Regions from separate parts of the Homo sapiens genome. Here region 1 is linked to region 2. Evidence: read pairs that join two places in POLR2A ChIA-PET (ENCODE). Cell type or tissue: Caco-2. All regions are shown on one strand. Links, peaks and the distances in the headings refer to the core of each region. The heading gives the core; the rest is flanking DNA. Region 1 overlaps DEPDC5 (DEP domain containing 5, GATOR1 subcomplex subunit). Region 2 has its middle 11 kb from the start of PISD.

The links. ChIA-PET counts read pairs that join two places held together with the same protein. Peaks named below come from ENCODE experiments on the same cell type or tissue, not always from the same donor. Only the 100,000 strongest peaks of a DNase experiment are listed, where the experiment ranks them.
Region 1: POLR2A ChIA-PET joins it to region 2 with 8 read pairs; 3 of 35 experiments call an interaction of 5 or more read pairs at or near these places.

What each region holds. Positions count from the first base shown.
Region 1 is chr22:31,897,379-31,912,123 of GRCh38, forward strand. It overlaps DEPDC5 (DEP domain containing 5, GATOR1 subcomplex subunit), which reads left to right. Exons shown (of 43, transcript NM_001242896.3): 40 at 104-275; 41 at 4,364-4,424; 42 at 8,606-8,688; 43 at 8,827-10,655. The coding sequence ends at 9,119. Among named protein-coding and RNA genes, the nearest start is that of YWHAH, 40 kb to the right of the region's middle. In Caco-2, for the core only: no CTCF peak of the experiment used is centred there; no DNase peak of the experiment used is centred there.
Region 2 is chr22:31,666,159-31,681,235 of GRCh38, forward strand. No RefSeq gene overlaps it. Among named protein-coding and RNA genes, the nearest start is that of PISD, 11 kb to the left of the region's middle. In Caco-2, for the core only: no CTCF peak of the experiment used is centred there; a DNase peak (open chromatin) is centred at 10,713; H3K4me3 peaks cover 677 bases.

The DNA.
Region 1 (14,745 bases), core at 1-8,000, 220 kb after region 2:
AATATGCATGCTGCCTTTCTGGCGGGTTTTCTCCTTGGGAAGTATTTTCTCTTGTTTGAAAGAACTTGGAGATGATATTGTTTGTTTCTGTACTTTCCGCCAGGTCCAAGGTTGGCATCGGAAAGCCACCTCCTGTGGCTTCTTGTTAGTCCCAGTTTTGGAGGGGCCTTTTGCACTGCCCAGTTACCTGTATGGCGACCCCCTTCGTGCCCAGCTCTTCATCCCACTCAACATCAGCTGCTTGCTCAAGGAGGGCAGCGAGCACCTGTTTGATAGTAAGAAATATTCCCTTCTGGAGGTTGTCTCAACCAGTAAGACCCCGTCCCTAACAAGGACACCACTCTGGGTATCCAGTCAACACGGACTAGGGAAAAGGGACAGCCTTTCAACAAGGGGCCAAAAGGATCAAGGTTCTAAAGGATCCTGATTCTTGACTTAGTGGCTGGATAACTCTGGACAAATCATTTCATGTCTCTGAGTCTCGAATTCCTTATTCCTAAAATGAGAGTGTCTAGAGCTGCCTGGAGCAAAGTGGTGGGTGGGAGAGGGCGCTAAACTCTATAAATCACAGGCAGCACTGGTGTTCTCCCACGCTCTCCTTTCATATGCTCCAGCCTAACTGGTTTGGGCTGCAGGGATTTAAACCTCACGGGAGACTTGCATATGCTATTTCGTGCAAAAAGGCCAGGAAAGGGAGGGCATGAAAAGCAAAACAGGAAACAGCATCCTTTTGTGCAAAGCTGTGGCATGTCAGCCTCTGGAATGGTGCGTGTGACTCGAGTCATGCATCTCAGGGAAGACAAAGCAGGATCAGAGGATGATAGCAGGAACCAAATCAGAGCCTTTCCCTCTGGGAAAGGTTTTCAATCAGAAAGAGAGTACCCAGGGTCAGCCTGGACCTGCTGCTCTACCCCAGAGCCCAGAACCCAGAGGGCAGGTTTAGGACAGATCAAAGACGAGCTGAGCTGTACTTGACACAGCATATAGCTTTTTATTACCAAGTGCTCGTTGTGGATGCACATATAAATAGCTCCTACAAAGCTTTTGATGAGTTCACAGATGATCTTTTTTAAAACGCAAAGCTAGGGTTGATGCTGATACGTCAGGAGCCCTGAGGTTTCTCAGGTATAAAGATTAGAACTGTGAAGGAAACAACATTTGACGTAAGAGAGATGCTTTCTTCTTGTCCCCTTGTAAGTCTGTGTCGTGATCAGCGGCAGAGAACCAGCCCAAAAGATAAGGAGATCTCCCCAGGTGGATTAGGCCAAGCAAAGTATTCCTGCAATTTCCATGTGACAGGCTGCCCTCATGGTGCAAACAGCTTTTCTTCCAAAAGCCCATCCGTGTATTTTTTGTTTGCAGTTTGGAAGATTTTTTTTATAGACACAATGTTCTAAGTGATAATCGGGGTCCCAAGCAAGCCCCACAGAGGCCCTACCTGCTGGGGGCTATAGACTGTGGGACACACAGAGCTTACAAAGCCCCCTTGAAACACACATGTTCTTGTTTAACCTCACAGTGATGTGGCTGAGAGAGGACCATTTATGCAGTCCTGAAATGCCAGATGATTGTGTTCATATGGGGCAGTTTTAAGCCAAGCAGCTCCTGGTACTATTGTTTTTATTATGTTGAAGGAACAGAGAGATCTTCCCCCGAAACTGTCCAAAGACTCTTTGGGGGTTTTTCACCTTTGCTATAACAGCACAGGATTGCCCACAGGGCTGGCGTTGGAGGACATTTTTGTGCAAGTTGTTTTTCCCTGCCAGTTGTAACTCAGTCTTCAAGACCAGCAGCCTCTGTTGGTTGCCATGGTTACAGCTGCAGAAAGGGTCCCAGTTTAAAGCAATAAGGATTTGAATCTAAAAATCAATTTTCTTGCTTCTGTGCCTCTTCTCTTTTTGTTCTTGCCATTTCCTATAGCAGCAAATTCAAAATCTTAAAAATCTGACAAGAGTGTGCTGTGTGTGTGGATTTTCTCTGTTTAAAGCCAAAGTCTTTTTTGCTTTTTGCCCTTTTTTTTTTCTTTTTGTGACGTAGTCTCGCTCTGTCACCCAGGCTGGAGTGCAGTGGCGTGATGTCCTCTCACTGCAACCTCCGCCTCCTGGGTTCAAGTGATTCTCCTGCCTCAGCCTCCTGAGTAGCTGGGATTACAGGCACACGCCATTCATGCCCAGGTAATTTTTTTTGTATTTTTGTAGAGATGGGATTTCACCACGTTGGCCAGGAAGGTCTTGAATTCCTGACCTCAGGTGATCTGCCCGCCTCGGCTTCCCAAAGTTCTGGGATTACAGGCATGAGCCACTGTGCCTGGCTTTTTGCTCTTTAGTTGCCCTAAATCCTCAAATCCATCCCAGGTAGAAAATTCCAAATGTGGAAAGATTAGCAAAACCACCGCAGGCACTCTTGTCTTTGGGATGGCTGTGCAATTACCACCCCAGGCCTCAGCACCTCCTCCCTGAGAGCAGCCCGGACTCTGTCCTCTGGTGCTGTGCGACAGCCTTCCCCAGCCCTCCACAGCCCTCCACCCTTCCCCCTCCACTCTTGGTTCTCAGCAACAGCCTTGCAGAAGGCATGAGGCTGGAGTAACAAAGTGGGTTATGGAGGAGCGGACTTATCTTTTCTGCTCTCCTCCCCAGCTGATTACTCTTCAAACTTTTATTTTATTTTACTTTATTTTAGTTTTTTTGAGATGGAGTCTTGCTCTGTCGCCCAGGCTGGAGTGCAGTGGCGCAATCTCAGCTCACTGCAACCTCCGCCTCCTGGGTTCAAGTGAGTCTCCTGCCACAGCCTCCCGATTACCTGGGATTACAGGCATGTGGAACCACGCCCAGCTAATTTTTGTACTTTTAGTAGAGACGGGGTTTCACCATGTTGGCCAGGCTGGTCTCAAACTCCTGACCTCAGGTGATCCACCCACCTCAGCCTCCCAAAGTGCTGGGATTACAGGTGTGAGCCGCCGCACCTGGCCCAAATTTTTATTTTTATATTTATTTGCTTCAATTTTCCTACCTCTAGAATGGAGCTTATAATATTTGCCCTTTCTTGTGGGAAGATTGGTAATACAAAAAAGTGGGGGTGGGCCGAGTGTAGTGCCTCACGCCTATAATCCCAGCACTTTGGGAGGCCGAGGCAGGCAGATCACCTGAGGTCAGCAGTTCAAGACCAGCCTGGCCAACATGTTGAAACTCCATCTTTACTAAAAACACAAAAATTAGCTGGGCGCTGTGGCACATGCCTGTAACCCCAGCTACTCGGGAGGCTGAGGCAGGAGAATCACTTGAGCCTGGGAGGCAGAGGTTGTGGTGAGCCGAGATCGTGCCATTGCACTCCAGCCTGGGCAACAAGAGCAAAACTTCCTCTCAAAAAGAAAAAAAAAAGTGGGGGTAGTAGTTGTTCCTTAGAAGCAGCTTACATGGTCCAGGCACAGTGGCTCATGCCTGTAATCCCAGCACTTTGAGAGGCAGAGGTGGGAGGATCACTTGAGGCCAGGAGTTTGAGACCAGCTTGGACAACATAGTGAGATGCCATCTCTACAAAAAGATTTAAAAATTAAAAATTTTTAAAAATGTAGAAATTAGTTGGGGCCGGGCACAGTGGCTCACGCCTGTAATCCCAGCACTTTGGGAGGCCGACGCAGGCGGATCACTTGAGGTCAGGAGTTCAAGACCAGACTGGCCAACATGGTAAAACCCCGTCTCTACTTAAAATACAAAAGTTAGCCGGGTGTGGTGGCATGTGCCTCTAATCCCAGCTACTCGGGAGGCTGAGGCATGAGAATCACTTGAACCCGGCAGGCCGAGGTTGCAGTGAGCCAAGATCGCACCACTGCATTCCAGCCTGGGTGACCAAGCAAGACTCTCCCTCAAAAAAAAAAAAAAAAAAATTAGTTGGCCATAGTGGTGCATGTCTGTGGTCCTAGCTACTTGGGAGATTAAGGTAGGAGGATCACTTGAGCTCGGGAATTCAAGGCTTCAGTGAGCTATGACCATGGCAACTAACATGCATTTACAGTTTATCTTCTGTTTGTACTTTAATATCATGCTCCTTTCAGCTTTGGGTATAAGAAGTCATTCGAATGAGCCTTATATTGAGTTCTGGTAGCTCACACTGACTGCTGAGGACTTCACCTTCCTAGACCCAGCTATAGCTTGCTTGGGGGAAGGGATGGTGTGAACACACAGCTGTCCTTTCTTTGACCCTTGGGATGGAGGCCAGTCTTTCTCAAAGGGCGTAGTATGGAGAAGCAGAGGTTAGGCTCAAGGGGACTGATTGCCAAGAGTAGTAAAGGGTACAGAAGACTGGCCCAGAGAGAATTACAAACCTTGTGATCACAACCCAATATTTATTCTTATTTTCCTTTCAGGCTTTGAACCCGAAACGTACTGGGATCGAATGCACCTCTTCCAGGAAGCCATTGCACACAGGTTTGTCCCTTAGCAAGTGTGAAGAGTGGGAAGGAAATCAGTGTTTATCTTGAATAGCAGTTACCAAAGTGAAACTCATTTTTTTAGCTCCTAGAGAAAGGGATGTATTCCACCAATGGCAAATTCACTGCTTATCTCCAACAGGACTCTTTACATTGGTTTTTGAGATAAGCGCTGCCTCCCTGTTTCCTGTAACTATTGTTTTTCAGACCTCATTATTTTCTTCTTCCAGTTGAGTGGAGAACATAGAACTCTCTCCTTAGCCTCCAACAAGACCCTAGGCCAAGCTATTCAGGAAATAATATAAAATGAAAAATTAAAAAATGTGTCAAGAGCCCAACACAGGTTGAAAAGACAATGAATGGTTAAAAAGCAATAGATGAGTCAGTAGATATTTCTTGGCACCTAATATGTGTGCCAGGGAAAGCCTGTCCTAGACTTCACTGTCTCCCACTAGACTAGTCCAGCCGACTGTGTTGTCTCCAAACATCACCAGCCTGGTATCTGATGGCCACTTCATGTTAGTCATGGTAAAAACAAAGCCCCTTGTTCTTGCTTTGGTAATCCTCTCATTACACCTTCTCCAGTATCCTGTCATCTCCTTATTATATATATATATATATATATATATATACTTATATATACTCATACAACCACAGGACTATTTAGCCTCTCACACCCACGATGGCCCCAGCTTACCTTAGACCTTCGTCTAAGGTCTACCCCTTCACAGACCTAGCTCAGGTGCTTAGCAAAGACTGTGGAATGAAGGCAAGGGTGGCTGATTTCCTCCTTCCACTAACAGTGGGTGGTGCAGATTCAGGGCAGAAGGTAGAGAGTGCAGCAGTCAATGGGAAAGGGCCTTGATGTACGAAGTAGACAGGCCTTATCCACTCCCACCTCCACCAGCATCTGGCTGAGGAACCATGAGCAATTCTGGAACTGGTGAGCCTCCATTTTCTTACCCCTCACGGGGAAGCTGGGAGGGTTCTCTGATGTTCTGGAGAGCCCGGTGATGCACCTAGTGAGCCCTCAGTAGACAGCAGTCACCAGGGGGGACCCTGCTAACTCACGAGTTTCTAAGTAGCTCTTACCCTGCTTGCCCTGCTGGCAGGATGTCACTCAGAACGTGGCCTTTATTTGTTAAATCTGCTTTTTTCCTTCACTGCATCCTCCTCCTGATCCCCCTCAGTCCAGATCCTGGTCTATCTTCCCAGGAACTATTGTACTTTCCTCCTCAGCCAGCTTTTTCTACCACAGATACCCTCACCTGTTTTCTGACCAGTCCTCTGCATCATTGTACCAGTGTGCTGCAGTGTGCTCCTTACCTAAACCCCCAACCTTCCACACCTAAACCCCCACCTTCTGTACCTCTACGTTCCACACCTAACCCCCCTCCACCTTCCACACCTAACCCCCCTCCACCTTCCACACCTAACCCCCCTCCACCTTCCACACCTAAACCCCCCTACGTTCCACACCTAAACCCCCCCACCTTCCACACGTAAACCCCCTCCACCTTCCACACGTAAACCCCCGCCTTCCACACCTATTCCCCCCACCTTCCACACCTAAACCCCCCCACCTTCCACACCTAAATCCCCCTACCTTCCACACCTAACCCCCCCAACTTTCCACACCTAAACCCCCCACCTTCCACACCTAAACCCCCTCACCTTCCACACCTAAACTCCCCCACCTTCCTCACCTAAACCCTTCCACCTTCCACACCTACCCTCCCCCCATCTTCCACACCTACCCTCCCCCCACCTTCCACACCTAAACCCCCCCTTATACACGTAAACTCCCTCACCTTCCACACCTAAACCCCCCACCTTCCACACCTAAAGCCCCCCACCTTCCACAACTAAACCCCTCCACCTTCCACACCTAAGCCCCCCCACCTTCCACACCTAACCTCTCCCACCTTTCACACTTAAACCTCTCCCCTGTTCCACACCTGTCAGAATCTTCCTCCAGGGATTCCCAAATGTTTCCTCTCTGAATTCCTCTTTCCCTTTCTTTCAAAACACTCTGAATGTATTCCAGTGACTTGGGGGCCCTTGGAGGGCAGGGGTATGCTTTTTCCTATTTGTGTTTCCTTCTATAATGCCTAGCAAGGTGCCTGCCTAGAGTAGTTTCATATGTAGCTTTTGCATAGGGTGGAGCTTTAAGTGCAACTGTGGCTCTAAATGACACATCAGCCCACCCATAAGGTCCATCTCAGAAAGAGCTAAAAAAGTGTCCATCTTCCTCAGCCCCTAGGCTGTGACCTACAGCTCCTCCTTCATCTTCCTCAGCCCCTAGGCTGTGACCTACAGCTCCTCCTTCATCTTCCTCAGCCCCTAGGCTGTGACCTACCGCTCCTCCTTCATCTTCCTCAGCCCCTAGGCTGTGACCTACAGCTCCTCCTTCATCTTCCTTGGGGCAGGTGGAGATGATTATATCCCCTCCCCTGCCCTTACTGCGTTTCTGTCTTGCATTCTCCCTGAGTGGACAGTCAGGTGGCCAGGAACCATGTGGTTAAATTGCCTTTTTGTTCTTTCCTGGTGACCTAAGGAAGAAATGAGGTAAAAAAAAATTACTCTGGTAAAAAAAAATCAGGCTGATCCATGCTGAGGAAATCAGTAGCCTTAATTAGAAAGTAGAGAGAAAGCAGGCTGGGTGTGGTGGCTCACGCCTGTAATCCCAGCAGTTTGGGAGGCCGAAGCAGGCGGATCACCTGAGGTCAGCAGTTCAAGACCAGCCTGGCCAAAATGGTGAAACCCCGTCTCTACTAAAAATACAAAAATTAACTGGTCATGGTGGCGCGTGCCTGTAATCCTAGCTACTTGGGAGGCTGGAAGCACAAGAATTGCTTGAACCCGGGAGGTGGAGGTTGCGGTGAGCCAAGATTGTACCACTGCAGTCCAGCCTGGATGACAGAGCAAGAGTAGAGAGGATTTTGCAAAGGCAAAATCCAGAGCCAATCCTCATCATATAATCAGCCTGTAGACAGGGAGCTTACAGTGCATAGTAGCCTACCCATTTAGTTTGCATATTTGACTTCATGTATTCTTTGGTAAAAAATTATGGAATGCAGATTATGTAGAGGATACAACACAGCACCTCCCCAAGGAACTCAGTCCAGGAAAGAAGACAGGCATTTTCCCTTCTTTAGTTCTGCCTACATCACTGTCTCCATTATATAAACCCCTCAGACTTAGAGGGCAGGAGCCACATCTGTTACCACGTCCTTTACAGCTCTTAGCAGGTAGAACTGTAATAAATGTGCCTTATGGAAATAGAAAAACCAGGAATAGAACAAGCCATAGATGAAAAATGGCTCCTCCTGCCCATTTCCAGAGCACAGGGAAGCAGAGAGCCCCAGCTTGGCGTTCCTCTTTTTTTTTCTTTTTGAGATGGAGTCTCGCCCTGTCACCCAGGCTGGAGTGCAATGGCATGATCTTAGCTCACTGCAGCCTCCGCCTCCCGGATTCAAGTGATTCTCCTGGCTAATTCCAGAACAATCCTGGCTAATACAAAAATTAGCCAGGCATGGTGGCACATGCCTGTAATCCCAGCTACTCAGGAGACTGAGGCGGAGAATCACTTGAACCCAGGAGGCAGAGGTTGCAGTGAGCCGAGATCATGCCATTGCACTCCAGTCTGGGCAACAGTGCGAGATTCCCTCTCACCAAAAAAAAAGATAAGGACCTTCCCTGGAGGAATGGATAGCCTCGAGTATGCGGGTGGGTATGTGTGGCCTGTCAAGACATGAGGTAGATTCCAGTGAGAGGCCCAGGATGGGATGGGGGAGAACGCTCAGTGGGAAGGTCTGCTGGGATGGGTAGGGAACATGGTAGGAGGGACGGGCTGTCTGAGCAGAGATGAAGGCTGGATGAAGAGTGCAGCCGGTGGGAAGGCTTTCTTTCACTATGGTGGTAGTGACATGGTGGACCACGGAGATGACGGGCTGCTGGGTGTGAGGAGGTCTGGTAAGCCATGGTGTTGGAAGAGGTAGAGGTCAGAAAGTGGTGAGGGTGAGGACAAAAATAAGCAGCCTGCATGTGCAATCTGGAAAGAGATCTTTCCAGATCTCTGTGTCTCAGGCTGTCCGAGAGTCCTATCAGCTACATTCTCTTCCCTTGCCCCTTTAACTAAGGAGGCGCTGATTAGCATGTCTTCCTGTCCTTCCCTAGGTTTGGGTTTGTACAAGATAAATATTCTGCCTCTGCTTTTAACTTCCCTGCTGAGAACAAGCCTCAGTATATCCACGTTACAGGTGAGGAGCTACGGGCAGAGTTGGGCAGGTGGGTCCACATCCCTTTCCTTGCACCAAGCCTATGGCTGCAGAACCACCTCAGCAGGCTCCAGGAGCCCTCCTGGTGGCTGCCACACAGGCGCTCCCCTTTCTCTTCAGGAACAGTGTTTCTGCAGCTGCCCTACTCCAAGCGCAAGTTCTCAGGGCAGCAGCGGCGGCGGCGGAACTCCACCAGCTCCACCAACCAGAACATGTTCTGCGAGGAGCGGGTCGGCTACAACTGGGCCTACAACACCATGCTCACCAAAACATGGCGCTCCAGCGCCACAGGGGATGAAAAGTTTGCTGATCGGCTGCTGAAGGACTTCACGGACTTCTGCATCAACCGTGACAACCGGCTGGTCACGTTCTGGACAAGTTGCCTGGAGAAGATGCATGCCAGTGCCCCGTGAGGCCAGGCTGCACCTGTGCTGGGGGAAGGTGGGTGAGCCACTGCCCTCAAACCCGGGGCGGAGGATTCCAGGCAGGCTCTAGGAGTCAGGTGTCCGTTTGCTGCTATCAGTGAGTGGGGGCCATTGTTTTTTGTTTGTTTGTTTGTTTGTTTGTTTGTTTTTGGCCCCCACGACAAGTCTTCTACTCTAGAAGAAAGACTTTGGAAGCAGCTGCTGCTGCTGCCACCACTCCTGTCAGCAAGTGCTCAGAGCAGGTGGGAGGCACAGATTGTCCGTGGGAGGGCTCCAGTGTCTGGGAAGAGGGCAGGCGGCCCCCATGAATGTCCTCGGAAGGGGGTGGCTCCTGGTAGCATCCTTTTCCTTCACCATCTATGGGATATTAGGGGCAGAATCTGCCACTTCTTGCCCAGGAGTGTGCACAGATGTAAGATAATTTTGTGAAATAATGTACCATAGACTCTCACCAACTGTATATACCTGTACATATCAGAAGCAAATAAAGAGCTCCACGTGCATCATTTCTTTCCCCACCCAGTTCCCCACAGAAGCAGTCCCATCCTGGGCTGGGCAGTTGTGCCAGGTGGCCGGGGTCATGGCAGTCAATGAAGTGGTCACAGATGGTGAGAGGGCTTCAGAATTCACTGGCTTAGAGTCTGGCTGGGAGTTTATTGAGAGATTTCTTTCATAGGCCACTGGGCAGGAGCAAGGATGGTTCCAGTGAGGACAGTGAGCAGGCAGTATAACTTACAAGGTAACTGCAGGCTCATGCTGTCAGAATGAATCTTGCTAAATGGGTGAGCTCAGCTCTGGGACGCAGATATGATGGCATTCTGAAAAAAATCAAAGGAAACATTTTGTAGACTCTAACTTAGGTTTTTTTTGTTGTTGTTTTTTTTGTTGTTTTTTTTGACACAGTTTTCACTCTTGTTGCCCAGGCTGGAGTGCAATGGTGTGATCTCAGCTCACTACAACCTCTGCCTCCTGGGTTCAAGCGATTCTCCTGTCTCGGCCTCCCGAGTAGCTGGGATTACAGGCACCTGCCACCATACCAGGCTAATTTTTTGTATTTTAAGTAGAGATGGGGTTTCACCATGTTGGCCAGGCTGGTCTTGAACTCCTCACCTCAGGCGATCCACCCACCTCAGCCTCCCAAAGTGCTGGGATTACAGGTGTGAGCCACCATGCCCGGCCTAACTTAGATTTGCTGAGATAAGACTCAGCTTGGTGCTTCACCTCAGCACCCTGCCTTAAGCTACTCAGGGCAGTTCAGGAGCTGTGGGTCAGAGGGGAGAATCCGACAGTGACTGCCACTTCTTGCTGTGCCATCTCACCACGTGGAGTTCATCACAAGCTCTGTTGATTTGCCTCCTCAATGGCTTTGCATCCATTCTCTTCTTCCCAGGCCCTGAGCTGCCACTCAGTCCAGCCTTCCTTTGTCTTTCTCTTAGATCCCCAGGAAAACCTTCTAATTTGTCTCTGCTTTCACTCCACTTGTCAGTCAGTCTTTTTATAAAACCACTGTGATTTTGCCCACCACTTAACTAGAACTTTTTGGTGACTTGAACTTCAAAAATCTTAGATGCAGCCCACATGGTCCTGCACAGTCTGGTCTGGTGGGCTGTTTGTACAGCCACCCTGGCCATCACACAGTCCCTGGAACATCACAAACTCTGCACCAGCTCAGACGCTTTGCACTTGCTGTTCCCTCTGTTCCATCTGCCTGGAACATGCCTCCCTCCATGCCCGCTCTGTCTCACTAACTCCTGGTGGTCAGCCATCAGCTCTTAGCTCAACTGTCACTTCTCCAGAGAAGCAGAGTTGGCCCTGTTACATCCTCCCACAGCACTTTGTACTTCTCCAGCATGGTACTCAACATGTTTACACTCTACCATGGCAGAAGCTTCTTTTTTTTTCTTTCTTTCTTTTTTTTTTTTTTTTTTTTTTGAGACATAGTCCGGCTCTGTCACCCAGGCTGGAATACAGTGGTGCGATCTCAGCTCACTGCAAGCTCCGCCTCCAGGTTCATGCCATTCTCCTGCCTCAGCCTCCCGAGTAGCTGGGACTATAGGCGCCCGCCACCATGCCCGGCTAATTTTTTGTATTTTTAGTAGAGACGGGGTTTCACCGTGTTAGCCAGGATGGTCTCGATCTCTTGACCTTGTGATCCACCCGCCTCGGCCTTCCAAAGTGCTGGGATTACAGGCGTGAGCCACCGTGCCCAGCCAAAGCTTCTCTATTTTGTTCATCTTTTTGTTCCCAAGTGTACATGATAATAGTAGATGTTGGAGAAATGGTTGTTGACTGAATGTATAGTAACTGAATGAACTTTGGATTCCAGGGCTGGGAACTGGATATTTTTTTTTTTTTTTTTTTAGAGACGGAGTCTTCCTCTGTCACCCAGGCTGGAGTGCAGTGGCTCACTGCAGCCTTCGCCTCCGGTTCAAGGTTCAAGCGATTCTCCTGCCTCAGCCTCCTGAGTAACTGGGACTACAGGCGCACATCACCACGCCTGGTTAATTTTTGTATTTTTAGTAGAGATGGGGTTTCACCGTGTTGGCCAGGATGGTCTCGATCCACTGACCTCATGATCCACCCTCCTCGGCCTCCCAAAGTGCTGGGATTACAGGCGTGAGCCACCGCGCCTGGCCTGGGCACTGGATTTTACATCTGAGTCTCCACCTTCCTAGCTAGGCTCCTTAGTTACTTCACAGAACTTGAACTTATTTAGAACTTAAAACGTGGCTATGGATGCTGCATGTAATGATTTTGAGAGAATAGGTTTGTTAATATATGTGAAAGAGCCCTGGATAATTCCTGGAAATGGAGCAGGCCTTTGATAAAAACCTGTTTTCTTTTCCTTTTTCACCTTCCCTTTTCTAAGATATGTAAATCCCCTCATCTATGAAATGGGAAGCTATCTCCTTGGGTGGTTGGAGAATCAGAAGACACATGTAGCTGGGCACGGTCGGCCCACACCTGTAATCCCAACACTTTGGGAGACTGAGATGGGAGGATCACTTGAGCCCAGGAATTTGAGATCAGCCTGAGCAACATAGGAAGACCCCGTCGCTACAAAAAAAATGAATAAATAAAATAAAATAAATAAAAAATTAGCTTGGGGCCGGGTGCAGTGACTCATGCCTGTAATCCTAACACTTTGTGAGGCCGAGGTGGTCGGATCATGTGAGGTCAGGAATTTGATACTATCCTGGCCAACATGATGAAACCCCATCTCTATGAAAAATACAAAAATTAGCCAGGCGTGGTGGTGTGCACCTATAATCCCAGCTACTTGGGAGGCTGAGGCAGGAGAACCATTTGAACCCGGGAGATGGAGGTTGCAGTGAACCGAGATTGTGCTACTGCACTCCAGCCTGGGCGACAGAGCAAGACTCCGTCTAAGAAAAAACAAAAGTTAGCTGGACATGGTGGCTCACACCTGTCATCCCAGCTACGTGAGAGGCTGAGGTGGGAAGGTCGCTTGAACTCAGGAGGTCTGCAATGAGCTGTGATTGCACCACTGCACTCCAGCCTGGGTGACAGAGCAAGACCTTATCTCAAAAAAAAAAGGCCACGTATATGAAAGGTCTTACAAAAAGACAGTAAGCAAATGTCTGCTCTCAAACAGCTGAACAGCTGCTCTCACATTCCTGGATGGGAGTCTCCATTGTGCTCTCAAGCCATTGAGTGATGGTGCTGGACACAGCAAACGCTGGCCTGTTCAGATCACATACGAACTGAACAATCACTTGTGATCCTCAGTGTCCTGTGTGTGAGGCCAAAACTGCCCCTGCAATTGCCCAGCAGAAGGCCCACAGAATGATTTGGTGGAAGAAGGGGCGGCTGGTGCGTTAGGATGCTGGGTCACTCCCCCATCAGAGCGGGACCTCAAACTTTCCTGCCCATGAGCCCCAGTCTCCTTGCTGCCTACTTTCCTGATTCCTCCTCTCTCTGGTGGGCATCTCCTTCCACCCACTTGTCCAAGCCAGAATCTGGTAGTCAAACCCAGTGCCTTCCTCCTCCATCATCCTCCAGTCCTCCCATCCATTCATCCTGTCTCTTAGACTCATCCACCTTTTTGTAGGTACAAAGCTCAGCCCACAGGGAATCTGTGGGTTTGGTCAGACATGGAGGACATGTGCATGCCGATCAGAAGCCTATCACCAGATTATACAGGCCAGGTGCGGTGGCTCACGACTGTAATCCCAGCACTTTGGAAGGCCAAGATCATCTGAAGTCAGGAGTTTGAGACCAGCCTGGCGAACATGGTGAAACCCCATCTCTACTAAAAATACAAAAGTTAGGGCCGGCCACGGTGGCTTACGCCTGTAATTCCAGCACTTTGGGAGGCCAAGGTGGGTGGATCACCTGAGGTCAGGAGTTCGAGACCAGCCTAGCCAACATGGTAAAACCCTGTCTCTACTAAAAATACAAAAGTTAGGGCTGGGCGCAGTGGCTCACACCTGTAATTCCAACACTTTGGGAGGCCAGGGCGGGTGGATCAAGAGGTCAAGAGATCGAGACCATCCTGGCCGACATGGTGAAACCCCATCTCTACTAAAAATACAAAAATTAGCTGGGCGTGGTGGTGCGTGCCTGTAGTCCCAGCTACTCGGGCGGCTGAGGCAGGAGAATTGCTTGAACTCGGGAGGCAGAGGTTGCAGTGAGCTGAGATCACACCACTGCACTCCAGCCTGGGCGATGGAACAAGACTCTGTCTCAAAAAAAAAAAAAAAATTCAAAAACTAGCCAGGCATGGTGGCGGGCGCCTGTAATCTGAGCTACTCAGGAGGCTGAGGCGGGAGAATCACTTGAACCTGGGAGGCAGAGGTTGCAGTGAGCCGAGATCGCATCACTGCACTCCAGCCTGGGCGACAGGGAGACCCTGTCTCAAAAAAAAAAAAGGAAGGGATACATGATGTATGCCAGAGACACTGCGCAAATCTGTGAGGCCTTGCTGAAGCAGATAGCGAATACTGGGAGGGAATGCTGAATAGAAGCCATTTTACAGGCCTCTTCAGTTACCCAGAAAAGTTCAGAAAAACACAGAATAACAATGGTCACTCCATTGAGTGCTTCCTGTGTCCTGGGCAATGTGTCATACACCTTTTCATTGCATGATCTTTGTTGTTGTTGTTGAGACGAGATCTTGCTCTGTTGCCCAGGCTGGAATGCAGTGGCAGAATCTTGGTTCACTGCAACCTCTGCCTCCCAAGTTCAAGCAATTCTCCTGCCTCAGCCTCCCCAGTAGCTGGGACTACAAGGGCATGCCACCACATCCAGCTAATTTTTGTAATTTTAGTAGAGACAGGGTTTCACCATATTGGTCAGTCTGATCTCGGACTTCTGACCTCAAATGATCCACCCACCTCGGCCTCTCAAAGTGCTGGGATTGCAGGCATGGGACACTGCACCTGACTCATTGTATAATCTTATCAACATACCAGCTGAGGGGTGGAAGGCCCCAGGAAGTAGGGTCCACGCCCATACGCTAACAAACAGCTGGACTGGGAATCAGGTTCATGGGAATCAGCCCAGTCACCACCAACTGTGCTGCCCTCTTCACCTTTTTGTGGTGCTGTATCAATGAGATGCCACCCACTGCTCCATCCTGGGTTCCTGCCTG
Region 2 (15,077 bases), core at 6,245-14,244:
TTTGTTTTCAAAGGATTTTTGCAGTGTGGATGGTAGTGGCAGAGCTTCGAGGCTTTCGTGAGCCCCAAGCACTTTTGCCTCAGTGGACTGACCCTTTTCTCCATAAAAAATTAAGAATTTTATTTTACAACCGTATTGGTATAAAGACTATTGTCTTTATATTAACACATTTATATTTATAAATCCAAGCTGAATTCATTATTATTATATTCTTTTCCTTTTTTTCCTTTGAGACAGAGTTTCACTCTGTGGCCCAGGCTGGAGTGCAGTGGCCCGCGATATCGGCTCACTGCAATCTCCGCCTACCGGGTTCAAACGATTCTCTTGCCTCAGCCTCTCCAGTGCCTTCAATTACAAGCACTGGCCACCACGCCTGGCTAAATTTTGTATTTTTGTTTAGAGAGACAGGGTTTCGTCATGTTGGCCAGGCTGATCCCAAATTCGGGGGCTCAAGTGATCCTCCTGCCTCGGCCTCCCGAAGTGTTGGGATTACAGGCATGAGCCATCGCACCCAGCCTCATTTTTTAATTTTAATATTAAAAATTTTGTTGTGGGTCCTTAGCACTTTTTTTCTTTTTCTTTTTCTTTTTTTTTTTTTTTTTTTTTGAGACAGGATATTGCTCTGACACCCAGGCTAGAGTGCAGTGGCACAATCATGGCTCACTGCAACCTGGACCTCCCAGGCTCAAGCAATCCTCCCACCTCAGCCTCCCGAGTAGCTGGGATTACGGGTGCACACCACCACACTCAGCTTATTTTGTATTTTTTATAGAGATGAGGGTCTCACTATGTTACCCAGGCTGGTCTCCAACTCTTAGGCTCAAGTAATCCTCTTACCTCGACCTCCCAAAAAGTTGGGATTACAAGTGTGAGCCATGGCTCCCAGCCAGCACTTTTCCTATTGTCTTAGTCCATTTCTTAATCTGTTAAAATTGGGAAACATTGGTAACTACCTGATAGGCACAACAAGGTTTTATTTTGAGATGATAAAATTTGTCCTGAATTAGACAGAAATGGTACACCACGTTGTGAATGTACTAAATGTCACTGAATTGTCCACTTTAAAATGGTTGATTTTAGGCTGGGCACAGTGGCTCACACCTGTAATCCCAACACTTTGGAAGGCCAAGGTGGGTGGATCACCTGAGGTCAGGAGTTCAAGACCAGCCAGGCCAACATGGTGAAACCCTGTCTCTACTTTTTAGTAGAGACAAAATTAGCTGGTCGGGCTGGGCTCGGTGGCTCACACCTGTAATCCCAGCATTTTGAGAGGCCAAGGAGGGCGGATCATGAGGTCAGGAGTTCGAGATTGCCTGGCCAATATGGTAAAACCCTGTCTCTAGTAAAAATACAAAAATTAGCTGGGTGTGGTGGTGCATGCCTGTACTCCCAGCTACTCAGGAGGCTGAGGCAAGAGAATCGCTTGAACCTGGGAGGCGGAGGTTGCAGTGAGCCGAGTAACTGTAATATCAGCTACTCAAGAGGCTGAGGCAAGAGAATCGCTTGAACCTGGGAGGCAGAGGTTGCAGTGAGCCGAGTAACTGTAATACCAGTTACTCAGGTGGCTGAGGCCGTAGAATCACTTGAACCCAGAAGGCGGAGGTTGCAGTGAGCTGAGATTGCGCCACTGCTCTCCAGCCTGGGTGACAGAGCAAGACTCCATCTCCAAAAAAAAAAAAAAAAAAAGGAAGATGACAAGCATTGGAGAGGATGTGGGAAAAACTGGAATCCTTGTACATTGCTGATGAGAATGTAAAATGGTGCAGCCACTGTGGAAACCAGTTTACCTTGTTCCATCTCAAGCTAGTAATCCCAGCTCTCTGGGAGGCTCAGGCAGGAGGATCACTTGAGCCAAGGAGTTTGAGAAAATGGTGAAACTCCATCTCTACAACAAATAGAAAAATTAGCCCAGCATCATGGTGCATACCTGTAGTCCCAGTTACTTGGGAGGCTGAGGTGGGAGGATCACCCGAGCTCAGGAAATCGAGGCTGCAGTGAGCCACGATCATGCCACTGCACTCCAGCCTGGGTGATGCACCCAATTTATAGTGTTATAATGAGGGTTTGCAACATTATTTGTGTGCAGCACACAGGAAGTGCTTGATAAGTGGAAGCTGCTAGCTTTGTTATTATCACTGTTTAATTTTAGGGCTGCTGCCTCTCAACCTTGCCCATGCTCTGACACTTCTAGTCAGAAGCATTTGCTTAATCCATCCATTCATTTATTTATTCATTGATTTAATAAGTGTGTATTTATGGGAGTCTGCTCTAGGTATGACCGTGGGCATCCATGCCTTTATGAAGCTTATATTCTGGTGAGTACAGACATCAGGGAGGAGTCCTCCTTCGAAATCTGCGTTTTTAGAATTCAAGCTCCACACCCCGCCCCCCAACAAGAAAATCTCATTTGTTCTATTGCATGATGTTTGTTACATAGGGATAATTATTATCGAAAACTGTAAGGTACCGTGTAGTTATAAAAAAGCCAATTATTGCAATGCGTGGTGACACGCCCACAGGATCCTAGCTACTTGAGAGGCTGAGGCAGGAAGATCACTTGAGCCCAGGAATTTGAGGCTGCAGTGAGCTATGATTGCACCACTGCCACCCTAGTCTGAGCAGCAGAGCAAGACCATGTCTCAAAGAAAAGACAAAAACAAAAAAGCTGGCTGGGTGCAGTGGCTCACTCCTGTAATCCCAGCACTTTGGGAGGCCAAGATGGGTGGATCACTTGAGGTCAGGAGTTTAAGACCAGCCTGGCCAACATGGTGAAAACCTGTCTCTACTAAAAGTACAAAAAATAGCCAGGAGTGGTGGCATGCACCTGTAATCTCAGCTATAGGGAGGCTGAGGCAGGAGTATCACTTGAACTCAGTAGGTGGAGGTTGTAGTGAGGCAAGATTGCACAACTGCACTTTAGCCTGGGCGACAGAGCGAGACTCCATCTCAAAAACAAAAACAAAAACAAATTCTTGGCCCGGTGCAGTGGTTCACGCCTGGAGTCCTAGCACTTTGGGAGGCCTAGGCAGGCAGATTGCTTTGAGCCCAGGAGTTCAAGACCAGCCTGGGCAAAGTAGCAAAACCCTGTGTCTACAAAATACAAAAATTAGCTGGGAATTAGTGGCTCACACCTGTTAGTCCCAGCTATGCGAGAGGATGAGGCTAGAGAATCACTTGAGTCTGCGAAGCAGAGGTTGCAGTGAGACAAGATGGTGCTACTGCACTTCAGCTTAGGTGAAGAAGTAAGACCCTGTTTCAAACAAACAAAACAAAACAAAACAACAGCCGGGCGTGATGGCTCACGCCTGTAATCCCAACACTTTGGGAGGCCAAGGCAGGCGGATCACGAGGTCAGGAGCTCGAGACCAGCCTGACCAACATGGTGAAACCCCATCTCTACTAAAAATACAAAAATTAGCCAGGCGTGGTGGCGCACACCTATAATCCCAGCTACTTGGGAGGCTGAGGCAGGAGAATCACTTGAACCCAGAAGGTGGAGGTTGCAGTGAGCTGAGATCGTGCCATTGCACTCCAGCCTGGGCAACAAGAGCGAAACTCTGTCTCAAAAAAAAAAAAAAAAAAAACCCTAATTCTCAAAATTGTACATTGAAACTGTCACATAATTAACTTTACATTTGGTTTATGGTTAATGGTAGGTATTAGAAAGTACACTTAAAAGTACTGTGACTTGGCCAGGTGCAGTGGCTCACGCCTGTAATCCCAACACTTTGGGAGGCTGAGGCGGGTGGATCACAAGCTCAAGAGATCGAGACCATCCTGGCCAACATGGTGAAAACCCGTCTCTATTAAAAATACAAAAATTAGCTGGGCATGGTGGCGCACGCCTGTAGTCCCAGCTACTTGGGAGGCTGAGGCAGGAGAATCGCTTGAACCCAGGAGGCAGAGGCTGCAGTGAGCCAAGATTGCACCACTGCACTCCAGCCTGGTGACAGAGTGAGATTCCATCTCAAAAAAAAGTAGCATGGCTTAATTAATTTGGGTTGGTGGCAGTGATTTGTATAGAAGGCTCCTGGAGGAAGGGATGTTTGCAATGCGACTTTGTGATAGGCTAAATAATACCACTACACCCCCATCCTCAGTGATGTCCACATTCTTTTTTTTTTTTTTTTAACAGAGTCTTGCTCTGTCACCCAGGCTGGAGTGCAGTGGCACGATCTCAGCTCACTGCAAGCTCCGCCTCCTGGGTTCACACCATTCTCCTGCCTCAGCCTCCAGAGTAGCTGGGACTACATGCGTCCACCACCGTGCTTGGCTAATTTTTTGTATTTTTAGTAGAGACGGGGTTTCACCGTGTTAGCCAGGATGGTCTTGATCTCCTGACCTCGTGATCCACCCGCCTTGGCCTCCCAAAGTGCTGGGATTACAAGCGTGAGCCACCGTGCCCGGCCAGTGATGTCCACATTCTAATCCTCAGAACCTGTGAATGTGTTATGTTACATGGCAAGCAAAATTGAGAAATGGAGAACAGATTAGTGGTTGCCAGAGATTAAAGAGAGGGTGGGAGTGGGAGGGAAATGTGTGCAGCTATAAAAGGACTAAGGCATCCTTGTAGGTCCTGGTAATAGAAATGTACTGTATCTTGACTATATGGATGTCAATACTGTGATTATGATATTGTATAGTTTTGCAAGATGTTACCATTGGGGGAAAATTGGGTAAAGGGTACACCAGGATCTCTGTATTATTTCTTTTTGTTTTTGTTTTTTAGATGGAGTCTCACTTTGTTGCCCAGGCTGGAGTGTGATGGTGTGACCTCAGCTCACTGCAACCTCCACCTCTTAGGCTCAAGTGATTCTTGTGTCTCAGCCTCCTGAACTGCTGGGATTACAGGCACACGCCACCACACCTGGGTAATTTTTATATTTTTAGTAGAGACTGAGTCACCACGCCCGGCCTCAAGTTTTTCATTTTAAAGATAAGGAGAGGTCACGTGACTCTGTGAAGGTCACAGGGTCAGCAAGTGAAATGGCTGGACTGGATACTGCAATCTGACTTCCAGGCTGCTGCATTTCACCCAAGGTGTCCAAAGTTTTCCAGGCTGAATTTTCATGACTCCTGGGCCTTCCAAAAAATACTGGGATAATGTGAGTATTGAAGTGGAACAACGGAATTCTGTGGCTGGTATCTGAATACAGAGCTATGGAAGAGAGGTTGTGGAATGCTAAAGTCATATAACCCCATTCAGCTCACAAAAGTTTTGTAACAATATGTTGCAAGAAAGTGATCTTGGCAGGGCGGGTGCAGTGGCTCACGCCTGTAATCCCAGCACTTTGGGAGGCCGAGGTGGGTGGTTCACCTGAGGTCAGGAGTTTGAGACCAGCCTGGCCAACATGGCAAAACCCCATCCCTACTAAAAATACAAAAATTAGTCAGCTGTGGTGGCTCATGCCTGTAGTCCCAGCTACTCGGGAGGCTGAGGTGGGAGAGTCACTTGAACCAGGGAGGTAGAGGATGCAGTGAGCCAAGATGGCACCACTGCAATCTAGCCTGGCAACAGAGCAAGACTCCATCTCAAAAGAAAAAAAAAAAAAAAGAAAGTGACCTGGAACTTTAATCATCTGAATGATGTGCAGCATGAAGTCTCTGAAAGAAATTCCAAGAAATCCTGCCAGATTTTAATTTCTGTGTGTTTGACGCTGCCAGAGACAGATAACTTGTTTTCATTGCTGTTGTTGTTTTGAGACAGGGTCTTGCTCTGTCCCCAGGCTGGAGTGCAGCTGGCACACTCACAGCTCTTTGCAGCCTGGGCCTCCTGGGCTCCAGAAATCCTCCCGCCTCAGTCTCACAAGTAGCTGGGACTACAGGCATGGACCACCACACCTGGCTACTTCGTTTGTATTTTTTGTAGAGACAGGGTTTTGCCATGTTGCCCAGGTTGGTCTCCAACTCCTAGGCTCAAGTGATCTGCCTGTCTCAGCCTCTCGAAGTGCTGGGATTATAGGTGTGAGCCACCACACCCAGCCATGAAAATTGTTTTGCAAAGCAGATTTTGAAACAGATTTCTTAGGTCTCAAGCTGTTCATAAGATTACCTTTTAGGTAGATCCAATTTTTTGGCTACTTCTATCACTCTTACATTCTTCTTCTTTTTTTTTTTTTCTTGAGACAGACTCTCTCTCACTCTGTTGCCCAGGCTGAAATGCAGTGGTGCAATCTCTGCTCACTGCAATCTCCACCTCCCAGGTTCAAGCCATTCTCCTGCCTCAGCCTCCTGAGCAGCTGAGGACTACAGGCGTGCACCACCTTGCAGTGTGATTTGCAGCACGAAGTCTCTGAAAGAAATTCCAAGAAATCCTGCGCTAATTTTTGTATTTTTTGGTGGAGAGAGGGTTTCACAATGTTGCCCAGGCTAGTCTCAACTCCTGACCTCAAGTGATCTGCCCACCTGGGCCTCCCAGAGTGCTAGGATGACAGGCAGGAGCCACTGCACCCAGCCTCATTCTTAAATTATTTTTTGAGATGGAGTTTCGCTCTTGTTGCCCAGGCTGGAGTGCAATGGTGCGATCTCAGCTCACCGCAACCTCTGCCTCCCAGGTTCAAGCAATTCTCCTGCCTCAGCGTCCCAAGTAGCTGGGATTACAGGCATGTGCCACCATGCTTGGCTAATTTTGTATTTTTAGTATAGACGGGGTTTCTCCATTTTGGTCAGGCTGGTCTCGAACTCCCGACCTCAGGTGATCCGCTGCCTTGGCCTCCCAAAGTGCTGGGATTACAGGCATGAGCCACCGCGCCCAGCCTCTTATATTCTTATAGGAAGAATATTTCTTCTTATATTCTATTTTCTTTATACTTTATGGTAGATTGAATTATTGTTCATTTATCCCAATTATTCATGATCTTGCTGTATTTTGTTTGTTTGTTTTTGAGACGGAATCTCACTCTGTTGCCCAGGCTGGCGTGCAGTAGTGCAATCTCGGCTCATTGCAATGTCCGCCTCCTGGGTTCAAGCGATTCTCCTGCCTCAGCCTCCCAAGTAGGTGAGACTACAGGCACCCACCACTATGCCCGGCTAATTTTTGTAATTTTAGTAGAGACAGGTTTTCTCCGTGTTAGCCAGGATGGTTCTGATCTCCTGACCTCGTGATCTGCCTGCCTCTGCCTCCCAAAGTGCTACGATTACAGGTGTGAGCCACCGTGCCCGGCACATGCTCTTGCTGTGTTATATCCTTCTCATTTGACATGTAGGTCTACAATTCTTCCACTATGAGTAGAATATTTTCTCTGCCTTGTTCATGTGGAGCTTGGCCATGTGTCTTGCTTTGGTCAATGGATCATATAAGGATGTGAAGAGAGGAGTGGCCTTAAATGTGCTGTTTGACTTGGCTTGGATCTCCTGCTCTAGGGAGCAGTTGGTGCAAGGAGAATAAGAGACATTTTAAGCAGACCTGGACCTAAAGTACAGCCATGCCCGGTTGACCTGCAGCTGAAGCAGAGCCATTAGACTGAGCCAAGCCTAGATCAGCCCACCTCAGTCAACCTGCAGATCCATGAGCATGAGGATAAATGGTCACTATTGTTCTCTACTGAATTTGGGGTGATTTGTTATGCAGCAATATCACAACAATAGCTGACAAACACACATCAGGAATGTACTTCTCTTTTTTTTTTTTTTGACACAGAGTCTCACTCTGTCGCCCAGGCTGGAGTGCAGTGGCGCTATCTCGGCTCACTGCAAGCTCCGCCCCCCGGGTTCACACCATTCTCCTGCCTCAGCCTCCTGAGTAGCTGGGACTACAGGCGCCTGCCACTACGCCTGGCTAATTTTTTTGTATTTTTAGTAGAGACAGGGTTTCACCGTGTTAGCCAGGATGGTCTTGATCTCCTGACCTTGTGATCCGCCTGTCTCGGCCTCCCAAAGTGCTGGGATTACAGGTGTGAGCCACCGCACCTGGCCAGGAATGTACTTCTCATTCGGATTTTGCACATACAATGTAAGAATAAACAGCTTATATTATATTTGTATGGCTTTTCTTTCAAAATAAATTCTTTAAATATATAGGTTTTTATCTTGCTCTTTTTATTTCAGTGTTGATTTAATCTTGCCAAGAATCTTATTAACACTTTGAGATAGCCAGTTCTTTAAAAGAATGTTTCCTTTGAGTTTTGGAGTTGACAGATGTACCATCTATTTCATTACACTCACTCTCGTACCCACTGGAGCATCACGGGGAAATGAGGCAATTTTCTAAATGAGGATGTGTCCTCCTACTTCTTTACTTCTTCTTTTTTTTCCTTCTTTTTTTTTTTGAGATGGAGTCTCACTCTGTTGCCAAGGTTGGAGTGCAATGGTGCAATCTCGGCTCACTGCAACCTCCACCTCCTTGGTTCAAGCAATTCTCCTGCCTCAGCCTCCCTAGTAGCTGGGACTACAGGTGCGTGCCACCACGCCTGGCTAATTTTTCTATTTTTAGTAGAGACAGGGTTTCATCATGTTAGGCAGGATAGTCTGGATCTCCTGACCTCGTGATCCGCGTTCCTCGGCCTCCCAAAGTGCTGGGATTACAGGTGTGAGCCACCGTGCCCGGTTGTGTCCTCCTACTTCTAAAGTTCTTTTTCTTCCAAAGCCAAGAAAAGATAGCAAGACTTAGACATATTTGACCAAATGATGTGCTTATGTTCAAAATCTTTCACTGGAAATTCCTTTTCCAAAATAATACACTATGGCCTTTGCCTTCCTGAAACAGAGGTATCCAGACAACTCCAGGTCTCCTTTGTAGCTGGGATTACAGGCGTGCACCACCACGTCCAGCTAATTTTTGTATTTTTAGTAGAGATGAGGTTTCACCATGTTGGCCAGGCCAGTCTCGAACTCCTGGCCTCCCAAAGTGTTGGAATTATGGGCGTGAGCCACCGCACCTGGCCTATTTGTGTACTTTTAAATTATGTAAAAATAGCTGGGTGCGGTGGCTCATGCCTGAAATCCCAGCACTTCGGGAGGCTCAGGCAGGCGGATCATGAGGTCAGGAGTTCGAGACCAGACCGGGCAACACAGTGAAACCGTGTCTCTAATAAAGATACAAAAATTAGCCGGGTGTGGTGGCACGTGCCTGTAGTCCCAGCTACTGGGGAGGCTGAGGCGGGAGAATCACTTGAACCCGGGAGGCGGAGGTTGCAGTGAGCCAAGACCATGCCATTGCACTCCAACCTGGGTGACAGAGTGAGACTCCGCCTCAAAAAAAAAAAAAAGAAGTTCAAGACCACCCTGGCTAACAGAGCGAGACCCCATCTCTACTAAACACACAAAAATTAGGCAGGCATGTTTGCATGTGCCTGTAATCCCAGCTACTCAGGAGGCTGAAGGAGGAGAATCACTTGAACCGGAAAGGCGGAGGCTGCAGTGAGCCAAGATCACGCCACTGCACTTCAGACTGGGCGAGAAAGTGAGATTCCGTCTCAAAAAATAAATAAATAAAATAAAAATAAAGATGTAAAAATAGGCTGGGCACAGTAGCTGACACCTGTAATCCCAGCTACTTTGGAGGCTGAGGCAGGAGGATCATTTGAGCCCAAGAGTTCTAATCCAGCCTGGGCAACATAGCAAGACCTTGCCCCCCCCATATATAAAAAATATATATAATATATATTATATATTATGTATATTATATATATATACATATATATTTATTTATTTTGAAACGGAGTTTTGCTCTTGTCACCCAGGCTGGAGTGCAATGACACAATCTCTGGCCGCTGCAACCTCCGCCTCCTGGGTTCAAGTGATTCTCCAGCCTCAGCCTCCTACATAGCTGGGATTACGGGCTCCTGCCACCATGCCCGACTAATTTTTGTATTTTTAGTATTGTAGTAGAGACAGGGTTTCACCATGTTGGCCAGGCTGGTCTTGAACTCCTGACCTCAGGTGATCCACCCACCTTGGCCTCCCAAAGTGTTGGGATTACAGGCGTGAGTCACCGTGCCCGGCATATATATATATATATATATATATATATACACACACACACACACACAGACACACACACACAGACACACACACATTCGAACTCCTGGCTTCAAGTGAAACGTCCTCCGCCTTGGCCTCCCCAGGTGCTGCTGCTATTACAGGCGTGAGACACCGTGGCCAGCTCAGTGGTTAGTATCTTTATTTGGAGACGAGGGCAACCCATGAGAGATCTTAAGGAGTGGTTCTGACAAGTGCAAACTTGTGTTTTAGGAAGACCACTTAGGCAGCAGTAGGGGAAGGACAGGAGGGGCGCTGGGACTCATGAGTAGCTGCTATACTTTGGGATCTGTCCCCCATCCCTGTGTTTGCAGTGTTTCAGCGACCATTTCAACATCTCCAAAAGTCTAAGATTAAAAATGCAAAAGAAAAGAGAGAAACTGCTTAGGCGAGTCTTTCTCCCAGGCTGGAGTGCAGTGGCGCGACCTCGGCTCACGGCACCTACAGTCTCCCGAGTTCAAGCGATTCTTCTGCCTCAGCTTCCCGAGTAGCTGGGATTACAGGCGCGCGCCACCACTCCCGGCTAATTTTTTGTATTTTTAGTAGAGTCACCAGGTTGGCCAGGCCTGTCTCAAGTGATCCGCCCGCCTCTGCCTCCCAAAGTGCTGGGATTACAGGCTTGAGTCACCGCGCCCGGCCCACGTGGCGAGTCTTAACCACGTGACCCTCCCCGCTCTCCAGCCCGGCAGGTACCAGCAAAGGACTAGCAGCCTCCTCCAATATGGATAGCTTCTCGGATGGCCCCGCCCCTCCGGAGAGCTGCAGCCAATCAGACGGCGTGAGGCCAGCAGTGGGTGCGGCTGCGCTTGGCGCTGCGCATATCCGAATACCAGGAAGTGCCCGGTTTCGCTGTCAGTGCTCGGGCAGCTAGAATCCAGGTCCCTTGAGGAATAATTTAAGAAGGGGTGGAGAAAAATTAGGGGGCGTCTTCAAATATTCAGAGAGTCAGCGAGGTAAAGAGGACTTGGGCAGGTCTGTGTAGCAACGGGGGCGGGAATCATTCATTGACGCATGAAGTATTTCCTGAGCTCCCACCACGTAAGACCAAGTTTTGTTCTAGATGTCCGAGGGGCCAGAGTGAATATAGCAAAGTCTTTGACCTCAAGGAGCTTAACGTGAATAATATGGGGACGTGGTGGTGTTAAAAAATATATAAAACAGGCCGGGTGCCGTGGCTCACGCCTGTAATCCCAGCTCTTTGGGAGGCCAAGGCGGGTGGATCACGAGGTCAGGAGATCGAGACCATCTTGGCTAACGCGGTGAAACCCCATCTCTACTAAAAATACAAAAAATAAGCCGGGCGTGGTGGTGGGCGCCTGTAGTCCCAGCTACTCTGGAGGCTGAGGCAGTAGAATGGCGTGAACTCAGAAGGTGGAGCTTGCAGTGAGCCGAGATCGCGCCACTGCACTCCAGCCTGGGCGACAGAGCGAGAATCCGCCTCAAAAAAAAAAAAAAAAAAAAAAAAAAAATATATATATATATATATATATATATATATCACCGACCGGGCGCGGTGGCTGACGCCTGGAATCCCAGCACTTTGGGAGGCCGAGGCGGGTGGATCACTTGAGGTCAGGAGTTCGAGACCAGCCTAGCCAACATGGTGAAACCCCTTCTCTACTAAAAATACAAAAATTAGCCGGGCATCATGGCGGGCGCCTGTGATCTCAGCTACTTGAGAGGCTGAGGCAGGAGAATCGCTTGAACCCGGGGTGGAGGTTGCTGTGAGTCTTGATCACACCACTGCACTCCAGCCTGGGCGACAGAGTGAGACTCTGTCTCAAAAAAAGAAAAAAAAATCTTTCTCTTATCTCGCACACCATAAGGAGGACATATAATGGGAGGCAGTACACTTCCCAGTAGAGGGATCTGGAAAGGCACATATCTGAATACAGTAACTGAAGGAACCATGTAGAAATGTGAGAGAAGGGCATCACTGTCGGCACAGGCAGCAAGTGCACACGTATCATGAGATCCGAGCAAGGAAAAGCCAAGTGTCGGTGTGGAAGTTGTATTCAGATTGCTTCTACCTCCTCAGTGAAATGCGAAGGAAAACTATCAGCTGTGGATAAGGAAGGAGGAGGGACTGGTGGTTTGAGAAAGATGTCATGAAGGACTCACTTATGACCCTGTAAGTTGAAGAATTATGAATTTTCTAGAACACTTTTTAAAAAAGAGAAATCTGGCCGAGTGCTGTGGCTCATGCTCGTAATCCCAGCACTTTGGGAGGCCGAGGCGGGTGGGTCATCTGAGGTCAGGAGTTCGAGATTAGCCTGGCCAACATGGTGAAATCCCGTCTCTAGTAAAAATACAAAAATTATCCGGACGTGGTGATGCACACCTGTAGTCCCAGCTACTTGGGAGGCTAAGGGAGGAGAATCACTTGAACCTGGGAGGCAGAGGTTGCAGTGAGCCGAGATCGCACCACTGCACTTCAGCCAGAGGGACAGAGTGAGACTCTGTCTCAAAAAAATAATAAGATAAAAAGGAGAAATCCCAGAATGAACCGCAGAATTGTGATATTGGCCAGGTGCAGTGGCTCACACCTGTAATCCCAGCACTTTGGGAGGCCAAAGTGAAAGAACTGCTTGAAGGTCGGAGTTAGAAACCAGCCTGGGCAATGTAACAAGACCTTGCTTCTATAGAAAATAAAAAGTTAGCCTGGTGTCATGGCACTGTGGTCTCAGCTACTCAGGAGGCTGAGGCAGGAGGATGGCTTGAGCCCAGGAGTTCCAAGGTTGCAATGAGCCGTGATCATGCCACTGCTCTCCAGCGTGGGTGATAGAGCGTGACGGTCTCAAAGGTGGAGTGGTGGCGGGGGAGGTCAAGCGCGGTGGCTCATGCCTGTAATCCCAGTACTTTGGAAGGCCAAGGCAGGAGATCACTTGAGACCAGCCTGGGCAACATAGTGAGACCCTGTCTCTTCCAAAAAATAATTAGTTGGGCTTGGTGGCATATGACTGTAGTCCCAGCTACTTGGGAAGCTGAGGTAGGAGGATCTCTTGAGCCAGGAAGTTCGAGGCTACAGTGAGCTAAGTTGTGATTGTGCTACTGCACTCAGGCTAGGCGAAAGTGAGACTGTTTCAAAAAAAAAAAAGGGAAAGTAAATAGAAATGTGTTTTCCATTGCTGGAAGAGGACAGGACACCACAGAGAGGATTCTTTTTTTTTTTTTTTTTTTTTTGAGACAGGGTCTCGCTCTTTCGCCCAGGCTGGAGTGCGGTGGTGCGATCTCAGCTTACTGCAAGCTCCGCCTCCCGGGTTCACACCATTCTCCTGCCTCAGCCTCCTGAGTAGTTGGGACTACAGGCACCCGCCACCCCGCCCGGCTAATTTTTTTGTATTTTTAGTAGAGACGGGGTTTCACCATGTTAGCCAGGATGGTCTCGATCTCCTGACCTCATGATCTGCCTGCCTCGGCCTCCCAAAGTGCTGGGATTACAGGCGTGAGCCACTGCGCCTGGCCAGGATTCTTAAATCAGTGGTTTGTTTTTTTTGAGACAGGGTCTCGCTCTATCACCCAGGCTGGAGTGCAGTGGCGTGATCTTGGCTCACTGCAACCTCTGCCTGCCAGGTTCATGTGATTCTCCAGCCTTAGCTTCCCGAGTAGCTGGGATCATAAGCGTGCACCACCATGCCTGGCTAATTTTTGTATTTTTAGTAGAGATGGGGTTTCACCATGTTGGCTAAGTTGGTCTTCAACTTCTGACCTCAAGTGATCCACCTGCCTCGGCCTCCCAAAGTGTTGGGATTACAGGCATGAGTTACAGCGCTCAGCCTTAAATTAGTTTTGATCAGTCTTCACCAGGCTCTACCAACACAAGATTCTGTAATGAGAGGTTAAAGAGATTATACTGCCTTAACTGTTAATTAGCAACTCTTTTCTCAAGAAATGGTGTAGGAGAGTACATTTCTCCAAATAACCATGAAACCTAACAAGAAGCACAGCTGTCACGCAGTTAAGTTCTGTAAATAGAAGACTACATGGATAGAATTCCTTGTTGCAGTTCTGAGGCCAAGAAGGGAAACTGGGCACTCACTGCTTTTGCTCTGGGCAGAGGAAGAATGTCACCAGGAATCATGCTTCTTTCTGGAATATATCAGTGTGGTGTTACAGAGGTGTTTTCAGTCATTCTTTTACCAGTTTCCATTGGCTAAATGAGAAGCAGAAGATTCATAGCGTAACCTCATAAACAGCTGGGAAGGACAAGTATTAAGTGGTGAGATCTTTTAAAAAGTAAACGAGGGACTGGGCACGGGGGCTCACACCTGCTATCCTGGCACTTTGGGAGGTCGAGGCGGGCAGATCAGCTGAGGTTGGGAGTTCAAGAGCAGCCTGACCAACATGGAGAAACCTCGTCTCTACTAAAAGTATAAAATTAGCCAGGCGTGGTGGCCCATGCCTATAATCCCAGCTACTCGGGAGGCTGAGGCAGGAGAATCGCTTGAACCTGGGAGGCGGAGGTTGCGGTGAGCTGAGATCGTGCCATTGCACTCCATCCTGGGCAACAAGAGTGAAACTCTGTCTCAAAAAAAGTAAATGAGGCTGGGCTCAGTGGCTCACGCCTGCAATCCGGGCACTTCGGGAGGTCGAGGTGGGGGGATCACCTGAGGTCAGGAGTTCAAGACCAGCCCAACCAACATAGTGAAACCCTCTTCTAAAAAAAATACAAAAATTAGCTGGACTTGTTGGTGGGTGCCTGTAATCCCAGTACTTGGGAGGCTGAAGCATGAGAATCCCTTGAAACCAGGAAGTGGAGGTTGCAATAAGCTGAGATTGCATGCCACTGCACTCCAGCCTGGCGACAGAGTGAAACTCCACCCCCCGCCCCCAAAAAAAGTCAATTGGCACAGAGACAGGAAGCAATGCTCAAATGTCTCCCTGATCTGGAAGTGGGTCAAGCTTTTATGGCATTCCTATCTAGTCCTAGGTGATGCCAATGCAGTCGGCCTGCCAGGCTCGTGGTGGTAACAATTAAAACGTTAAAGCTTTTTTCCACTGTGCACGCTCAGGCAATTTTGGCTGTCTCACCTGTAACAACTTAAGCAATGGTTAATCAGTTTGAGCTGGTCCCACAGTTACAACAGGATACTCCTCAG